3 separate regions of the Homo sapiens genome follow, and all the other regions are linked to region 2. A link is a loop called in an ENCODE intact Hi-C map of the cell type or tissue named here. Cell type or tissue: gastrocnemius medialis. All regions are shown on one strand.

Evidence for each region. A loop is a pair of places that touch in the nucleus more often than their neighbours do. Peaks named below come from ENCODE experiments on the same cell type or tissue, not always from the same donor. Only the 100,000 strongest peaks of a DNase experiment are listed, where the experiment ranks them.
Region 1: a loop joins it to region 2, with 3 times the contacts of the local background. A loop is called at or near these places in 7 of 110 quality-filtered maps.
Region 3: a loop joins it to region 2, with 5 times the contacts of the local background. A loop is called at or near these places in 29 of 110 quality-filtered maps.

What each region holds. Positions count from the first base shown.
Region 1 is chr3:187,855,129-187,857,628 of GRCh38, forward strand. All of the region lies in intron 2 of LOC105374264 (a long non-coding RNA gene), which reads right to left. Among named protein-coding and RNA genes, the nearest start is that of BCL6, 110 kb to the left of the region's middle. In gastrocnemius medialis, no CTCF peak of the experiment used is centred here; DNase peaks (open chromatin) are centred at 139 and 1,563; H3K27ac peaks cover 2,500 bases.
Region 2 is chr3:187,747,129-187,749,628 of GRCh38, forward strand. No RefSeq gene overlaps it. Among named protein-coding and RNA genes, the nearest start is that of BCL6, 2.9 kb to the left of the region's middle. In gastrocnemius medialis, CTCF peaks have their summits at 1,036 (motif pointing right) and 1,252; a DNase peak (open chromatin) is centred at 1,073; H3K4me3 peaks cover 2,500 bases; H3K27ac peaks cover 2,500 bases.
Region 3 is chr3:187,912,952-187,915,451 of GRCh38, forward strand. No RefSeq gene overlaps it. Among named protein-coding and RNA genes, the nearest start is that of LINC01991, 62 kb to the right of the region's middle. In gastrocnemius medialis, no CTCF peak of the experiment used is centred here; a DNase peak (open chromatin) is centred at 1,505; H3K27ac peaks cover 2,500 bases.

The DNA.
Region 1 (2,500 bases), 110 kb after region 2:
GGGATTTGCCAGAGAAACTAACTAAGGTGGGAAAAAGCATATCCAGTACCTCGCCACAATCTGGAAGGAGAACCAAGAAATTCTGACTGCCGCTGCCCTGGAGTGACCACTCCAACATCTGCCTCCAGGAACAGAGGGGTGAGCCAGGGCTCCTGGAAAACTTGACTCTGGCAACACATGATGTTGAAGTGTTGAAACATGCCACTTTGATGTGGCATTAGCTCATGATACTCCTTTATTTCCTTAATTTAGAAGAAAAGCACAGCTGCTAGAATTTTTAATATAATAAGTACAGTGGTGCACTGAATGTTTTCAGGAATTTTTCTACAGAAGCATTGCACCCAATTGTGCAACTTTTACAAAATATATTCATGCAAATCTATTTTTCTCTATTATGCAAAGAGCTTCCCTTCTTTTAAACTGTTTTCTAACCTTTCAACCGCTATTGAATCCAGAAACCAAAGTACCCTGTCTACTTGAAACAATTCTGAAACGAGATAGGGGTTAAATAAATCAGCAAATACGTAAACTAAATTGCTCTATTTGTGAAATGAGGATTCTAAGAAATCTATTTGCTACCTTTCTGCCTGCTTGGCATGGGAGTATTATTTGATCCCTTGTTTTGAACCTACTGAAATGACATCATCAGGTAAGTGCAAAACATTATTATCATCAACTGGTCCATAACATGTTTCATAGGTAAATATCCGGTCTTTGGATGCTTTTCAGGCTTGGGTTGTTAGTGGGTGCCAGTGGCTTATCAGAAAAACTATGGAAAGGATTCTTTCACTGGGAAAAAGAGTGGATTAGAAGCGCCTAAGGTACCTTCAAACCTATTATTCTAATCGATGTCTAAGCTATTGTTGAGACAACTTCTGTTGTAGGTGGAAAAAAGAGTGCTAGTGAAGGCTTTTGCTCTTTGAATGATAATGCAAAACACAACTTATCTGATCACACAAATGATCAAAATTTCAGAGTTGTATTATGTTATTTTCTGTGTAACACTAAAAATTCTCTATCTTATGGTAGACAGCGTGGTGACGGTAGGACCAATCAAGGGCCATAATAATTTTTTTTCTTTACCAGTCTCAATGCCCAATTCATTTATTATATATCACGCTGATTAGGTCTGGAAACTGTTTTTATTAATCATCTTTACCTACCTGCAGAACTTTCCATGTAGTGTTTGCCCAGTGGGTCCTAAGAGTGCCCAGATCTTGATCCTTTCAGCCTCCTGAACCATCAATCAGCAGGAACAGAACAGCCAGGGTTCTGGACTATTCGCATCCAGTAGCAAGTAGCCTTATGTGTCTATTCCAGGGCAACAAATAATACCTCGATTTCTTTGTCTGCCAAGTTATAGAAGGGATTGGAAGGTAATAAACTTCATTGCGAATTATAGGTCTTTCAAAATGGAAAGTTGAAAGACCTATATGGAGTCAGTTGAAACTGGCCCCTTTTTGTTTTCTTCAAGTTTTTTTTTTTTTTAAGCCGCATTATGTGGAAACCTGTCCCTTTCATGTGAACTGTCCCTTTCATGTGACCATGAATTGGTCATCGCTGCCTCACTCCATTTCCCAATCTGGAAAGGAGTGGCTACAATTTAGAAGACAGTTAAAATGTCAAGAGCTCCCTCACATAAGATGGGCAAAAGATTCTCACCAGCTCACTTCCCTCTGCTACCCTAAGATAGGCCCTACCTCACATCCTATTCATTCAGCTCAGATACAATTTCCTCCAATAAGCCTTCTCTGACTCTTCACATTCTGTCACTCAAGCTGGAAATAATCTCCCCATTCTCTGAATCCCATAGCTCTTATTCTGTCCTTTTCTTACAACACTGAGCAATTTTTGAAGGCTGGTCAGTCATATGATAATAACTTTACTGGAATGGAAACTTTTGGGGGGTAATGTCCCTGTCTTTTTTCAATATTCCTTAAAACACTGCTGACAGGACTTGAATTACACATGAGAGTCACTTAATGAGATAAATGAAAGACAAATTAGCTTGACACTTCTGTTTGCTTTGTGGCCACAAAGCACTTATAGCTGATTAATTTGGAAATGTGAACTCCTTAGGAAATATTTTTTGGGATATTTTCTTGGGTGTTTTCAAAAAATTCTGAAAACATATGGCAGAATATTTTTTAATTTTAATAATATGATTTAAAGAAACCCAAAACACATGGAAAGCATTAAACTTTGCTGTTAAACAGTAAAGTACAAAAGAAAACAAATTTGAAACACTTACATATTAAAGTAGAAAAATCTTTGAGCAAACAGTGAATGCTTGAAAGATGTTTTTTTTTTGTTTTTTGAAAATAGAATACAAGAGTCATAAAGATGCCTAGACATAATTTCCCAGCCATGTCACTGTTAGGAATTTTGGAATTTATGCAAAGGTAATAACTCAATAACAGCAAAAAGCAAAATGTACAAAGATGTTCATGACACTACAATAGCAAAAAAGCAAGCAAATAAACAAAAAGTTAAAGACAAC
Region 2 (2,500 bases):
GGGTGTGAGGGGAAAATAATATTTCAGATTCCTCAAGAATTAGCCCAAAATGTTTGGACCAGAAGCAGCTTTCAAAGGTCAGGCTGTTCTGAGCCTTGGCTATGAGAGTCCTTCAAGCGACTTATTAAATTACAGATGAATTCTTAAAGCTTCCACAAAATCTCGTCACTTGTTAATTTCTAATAAAGATATGTCTAAAATAATCTACCTATCTCAACCCAAAATTTGGGTTTATAATGGAGGAGTGATCAGAGCTGTGAAAGATTGCTGTTTGCTGGGATATTTGGAAAATCTCTTTCATTGACAGTCCCGTAAGAAGTTCCATCTATCACCGAAAATGTTGTTGGCAATGCACCCCCCTACCCCACAACACACACACATTTTTAAAGGCTGTATTTTAGGTTTTAAAACCCAGAAAGGTGCAAAGAGGTTGATTATTTTCCACAAGGGCTGGAGCTTAGGAAATATGCGTTAAAGTGTCTGTCCCTGTGAAATCTGAATATTTTAATACTTATTGACAGATGGATTACTGCAGCCTCTGCAGAAAAGCCTGTCTTGTGAACGGTTTTTGAAAAATATACATAGGCCTAATCCTGTCACTGTTGTTGAAATGTACGTTTTACCCCCAAAGACACATGATATTGTCAAGTTCAGATTTATTCTGCCAGAAGGCAGACTATCTGCTTTTTCATTTGAGTCCCCTTCCTTCTCATTTTCAAAGAAATTAAAATGAATCCCGCTGGATGCAAAATGACACCCCGATTTTGTGGAAGGGATTTTCTTTGTGTGTTTATATGTGTAATTTTTTCTTTTATGAGCAATTAGCACTTTAGGATTTCTCAGACGTATCTATATGGTTTGGAATGTGAATTGTATGGCTCTGCCTTACTATTGGGCCCTCAAAAGATTATTTTTATGATTTTTGGTCACTTTTTTCTTTGTCAAAACTGCCATTCAGCCTCATCCACCGCCCCCCTCAACCTGAAACACAGCTTGTCCCTCCTGTGTTCCCTTTGCCACTCCACTCTTAGCCCCATGGGGGCGCTGCAGAGCAAAGGGAAATCTGCTCTCTAAGGCAGTAGTAGAACCAGCCAGAGTGGGGGCTGGGAAGGAATTCACCCTTCTCATACCTCAGCCCTCTTTAATTCTCTGCAGTGAGCCCCTAGAGGGAGAACCCACCAGGGCTGGTTCATATATAATTAACCTCATCACCAGGGACCTCAAATCTTCCCAGCATATTATTTCTGGGACCAAGTGCCAGAGTGCCACATTTTCCTACTGCTTTTTGCCAAATCAATGTGTTTACACTGAAAGAAATTGACCAGAACAGAAGACCAGTTAGAAAGAAAGAGAAAATCATTATTGAAAATTTTCTAAAGATAGGCACTTACTTTTCGGTGAGTCTCTTTTACTTTGAACTGAATGAATGGTGAGGAAAATTGTGCACCCGCCTCTCAATCTCTTTTCAATTCCTAGGAAAGTAACTTTGTCAAATATTATACCAGTTGAATTTCTTCCAGAATGTCATTTCTTCTTTCATTCTTGACCTCTCCTCAGTATCCAGTTGGCATCACTATGTGGGCCTCCCTCACTCCCGCAGTGCCGTGTTACAGGATTAAAGAAAGGGCTGACTTGAACGTATTCTGATTCTTTTAAATCATCCTTAAGAAGCTCTAAAGAGTGATTCCATGTCTGGGGTCGTATGAATAATTCCTGCAGACTTCGGGGCACTACATTTCAACTAGTCCCATGATTTAATGGTTACTGGCTGCTAATACTCAGTAGAGGACCAGGCCAACCTCTTTGCCTCATGGACTGGGCATAAGAATAGGTCCCTGATCATTGCTGCTGGGTAAATATAAGCTTTATTACAAAATAAAATAGCCTGGTCCTAATATTACATCTATTTGAGGAAAAGAACAGACTTCACATCCAATTCCCCCTTGCAAAACCTTCCCCACAATTCAGTCATAGCTGAAAAAGAACCTATCCTTGGAATAAACACGGTTCTGTCCTCTTTCTAAGGGGGCTCACAAGAGGAAGTTGGTTTCACCTGTCAGGAACCTCTGGCACCTTGGTAGGTCTTTAAGATACCACATCATAGGACTAAAGATTTTAAAACTGGGAAGACTTTTTCAAATCAATCACCTTCTCTAGGCTTTCTTCTTTCAGGATTATAGGCTGGGTCTTCACTAGGAGCATGTGTGACCCCAGGAACACAACTGAAAATGGGTCTGCATGATTTGCTGGCCCTCTGTCATTTTAGAGGATCAGTGTAATCTGACAACTTGAGTCTGTAGGTGTATATCTTGTGTCCTTGTAGAACTGAGGGAAGCAAGGCTGCCATGGTCTCTTTGTAAACTGCAAAACTCAGAGCGAACTCCAAGTCATGATGAGTTTTGATGGTCATTTGGGTTTATTTATGCCTCTCAGCTACATTGAAGTACTTGGCACTGCTTTTGATAGATTTGGGAGACACTATCTATCAGACTTGTTAAAT
Region 3 (2,500 bases), 170 kb after region 2:
AAAATTCTCAGATGTGAGCAGCAAATTCAGTCAGTGAAGAACACACCCCATTCTCCGTCTATTGAAAACAGCTACTGTCCACTCACTGAGTGGGCTGTGGGTCTGAAAAGAGAGGATCTGGTTTTCTGCCTTTGAGGGTCATCTTCCCTCACCTTCTCTCTTTCCCCATTACCACCTCCTGAGGTCAAGTTCTTGGCAATTATTCTCCAAACTCTCTGTGGGGCCAGTGATGCCCCAGTTGCTGCGCTAGGACTGGAGACGCAATGTTGACTAAGACACACATAGCCCTTGCTCTAATGGTGCTTTCACTTTAGGATTGAGACAGACAATTAGCTTGCTAACAAATAAATAAAATGATTTAATAAGGCAATGTGTACTACCTTAACAAACAAAACAGGGATTTGTGATGGGGACAGACAGTATGGGGCATGGAGGCTTATAAGCAAGTGGGTAACATGGTCTGACATATGTTTGAAAGCTTACTCTGGCTGACTTTATTTCTAGGATAATTGCAACAGTCTCTGTCTCTTCTTACTATGGCCAAGGAGGTCTTAACAAAATGTAAATTTGACGTGACACTGCTCCATCTGAAAACTTTTTAAGATTCCTTGTCAGCCCCAAGCTAAAGCTCAGACATTCAGCACAGCTATGGAAATTTTCATGCTAGGCTTCTATACCACCTTCACCCCCGCCACAGTGCAGGTCTTGCACTCTGCACCACAGCCCTCTTCAGGAGTCCCAGCCAGCTGCACACTCCCCTCAGGCTGAGCCTTTGAGATGCTGTTCAGAATCTGACCCTTTCCTCCTTCCTTGTTTATAGAACTCTTTCTCTCCCTTTAAGGTTTTGTTTGAATGTTACCTCTCCCCTCACTCTTCCAGGCACAGCAGATTAGTCACCGCTTTCTCTGTGCTCATAACATGCTTTGTTTACACTTGTATCAGGATATACCACATTGAATCATAATTATGTGTTTGTGTATGCATGTAGGTATAATAAACTCTTAGAGAGCAGAAGCCATATCTTATTTATGTTTTTATGTCTAGAACTAAGTGCAAGCTGGGCACCTAGCTTTAGTGAATATTTAATGAATGAGTTGGTAATAGATCATTGGATAAAAGGATGGATAGGTGGATGAATGAATTACTAAGCAAATAAATACAATCTATCCTCATTTTAAAAGCAAGGCAAATATGATCTGTTTCCTTATCTGTGAAAAGAATCACATAAGGTGATTTTTAAGGTTACTTCCAGCTCCAGGGTCTGATAGTCAATAAATCACAACTGGTTATTGCCGTTGGAATCAGAAAGCTTTCTTGGCTTGGCTGCTTGAGATATCTCAAAACGCTCCCAGGTTCATATTAAGGACTGAAAAGTCTGTGGATCCTTAACTTGCAAGCCTGCTGCACTGGGATAAATAAAACCTGGGCCTGGGCTGGGTGTTCTCCTGTCCCAATTGGCAACACTCACCATACCCAACATATCTGGTGAGGGAAGAAGGCTCGAGCAAAACAGGTTTTGAGCCAGCTCAGCAACAGCACAGCTATACATTCCTGTAAATTTCCAGGCCCATGTGAAGGCCGGGACAGGCGTGAATATTCCGCTATGTCACTCAGCTCCCGTGGTTATTTTTGTTCACCCCATCATCTTGTGGATGTGGCTTCAGGACAGACCTGTATAGATTTAGGTCAGAGGTCAGGAGAGAAATAATTCCTAATTCAGCTTTCAGTGGAGGAGAAAAGAGTGAGGACACACCATTCCCTCTTATGAGAATAAAGGTGAGACTGACCTGAGATTCCATTCATGCAAGAAGGCCTGTCTTACACCACTACAGGCCTAGTCCTCTGTTAGGAGAATATGGAGAGAGATAAAGTGGTTCCTGTCTTCAAGGAGTTTATACTCTAGTAAGAGAGATTGCTAATGTGCCTAAGGTAAGTTATTTGGGGCACAGAGAGGACAGTCCATGTGGATGAAGGTTGGAAGGTTGAAGGAAGAGGGAAGGAATACTTTATAAAGGAGGAAGTGTCTTCAACAGAGAGAAATGGAGATTGACTATGACAGTCAGAAAAAAATGCTTGAACGAGGGTAAGGAGAAGTCAAAGTACAGAGCAGTGGGGGAAGGTAAGCAGAGACTTGGGCACAGCAGAGGATGGGTAAGAGAAGGAAGGGAGGTATTTCACAATGTTGAAAGATGAAGGACAGGAGGGGTCAGCCGGGTCTTAGAGACCAGCCTCATCATTATTAAAATAAAATATTATCTAGTGCCAGTTATTGCCAAACAGGAAACCCTGTTCCTTCCTCTGAGTGCCAATCTCCAGGGTTTAGAATGCACCTGGAAAGCAATGGGGGTCTCTGGAGGCTCTTGAGAGCAGGGTGGGGTAGAAAGTGTTGAGACTTGTTCCCTGCCTGCTTCCCTTTCTTACCTGGATGCCAAGTGGTGGAATTGGCTTGGCAGGGACTTGAGCCTCATGGAGGGTTGGACACGTGACCTCTCTGATACTC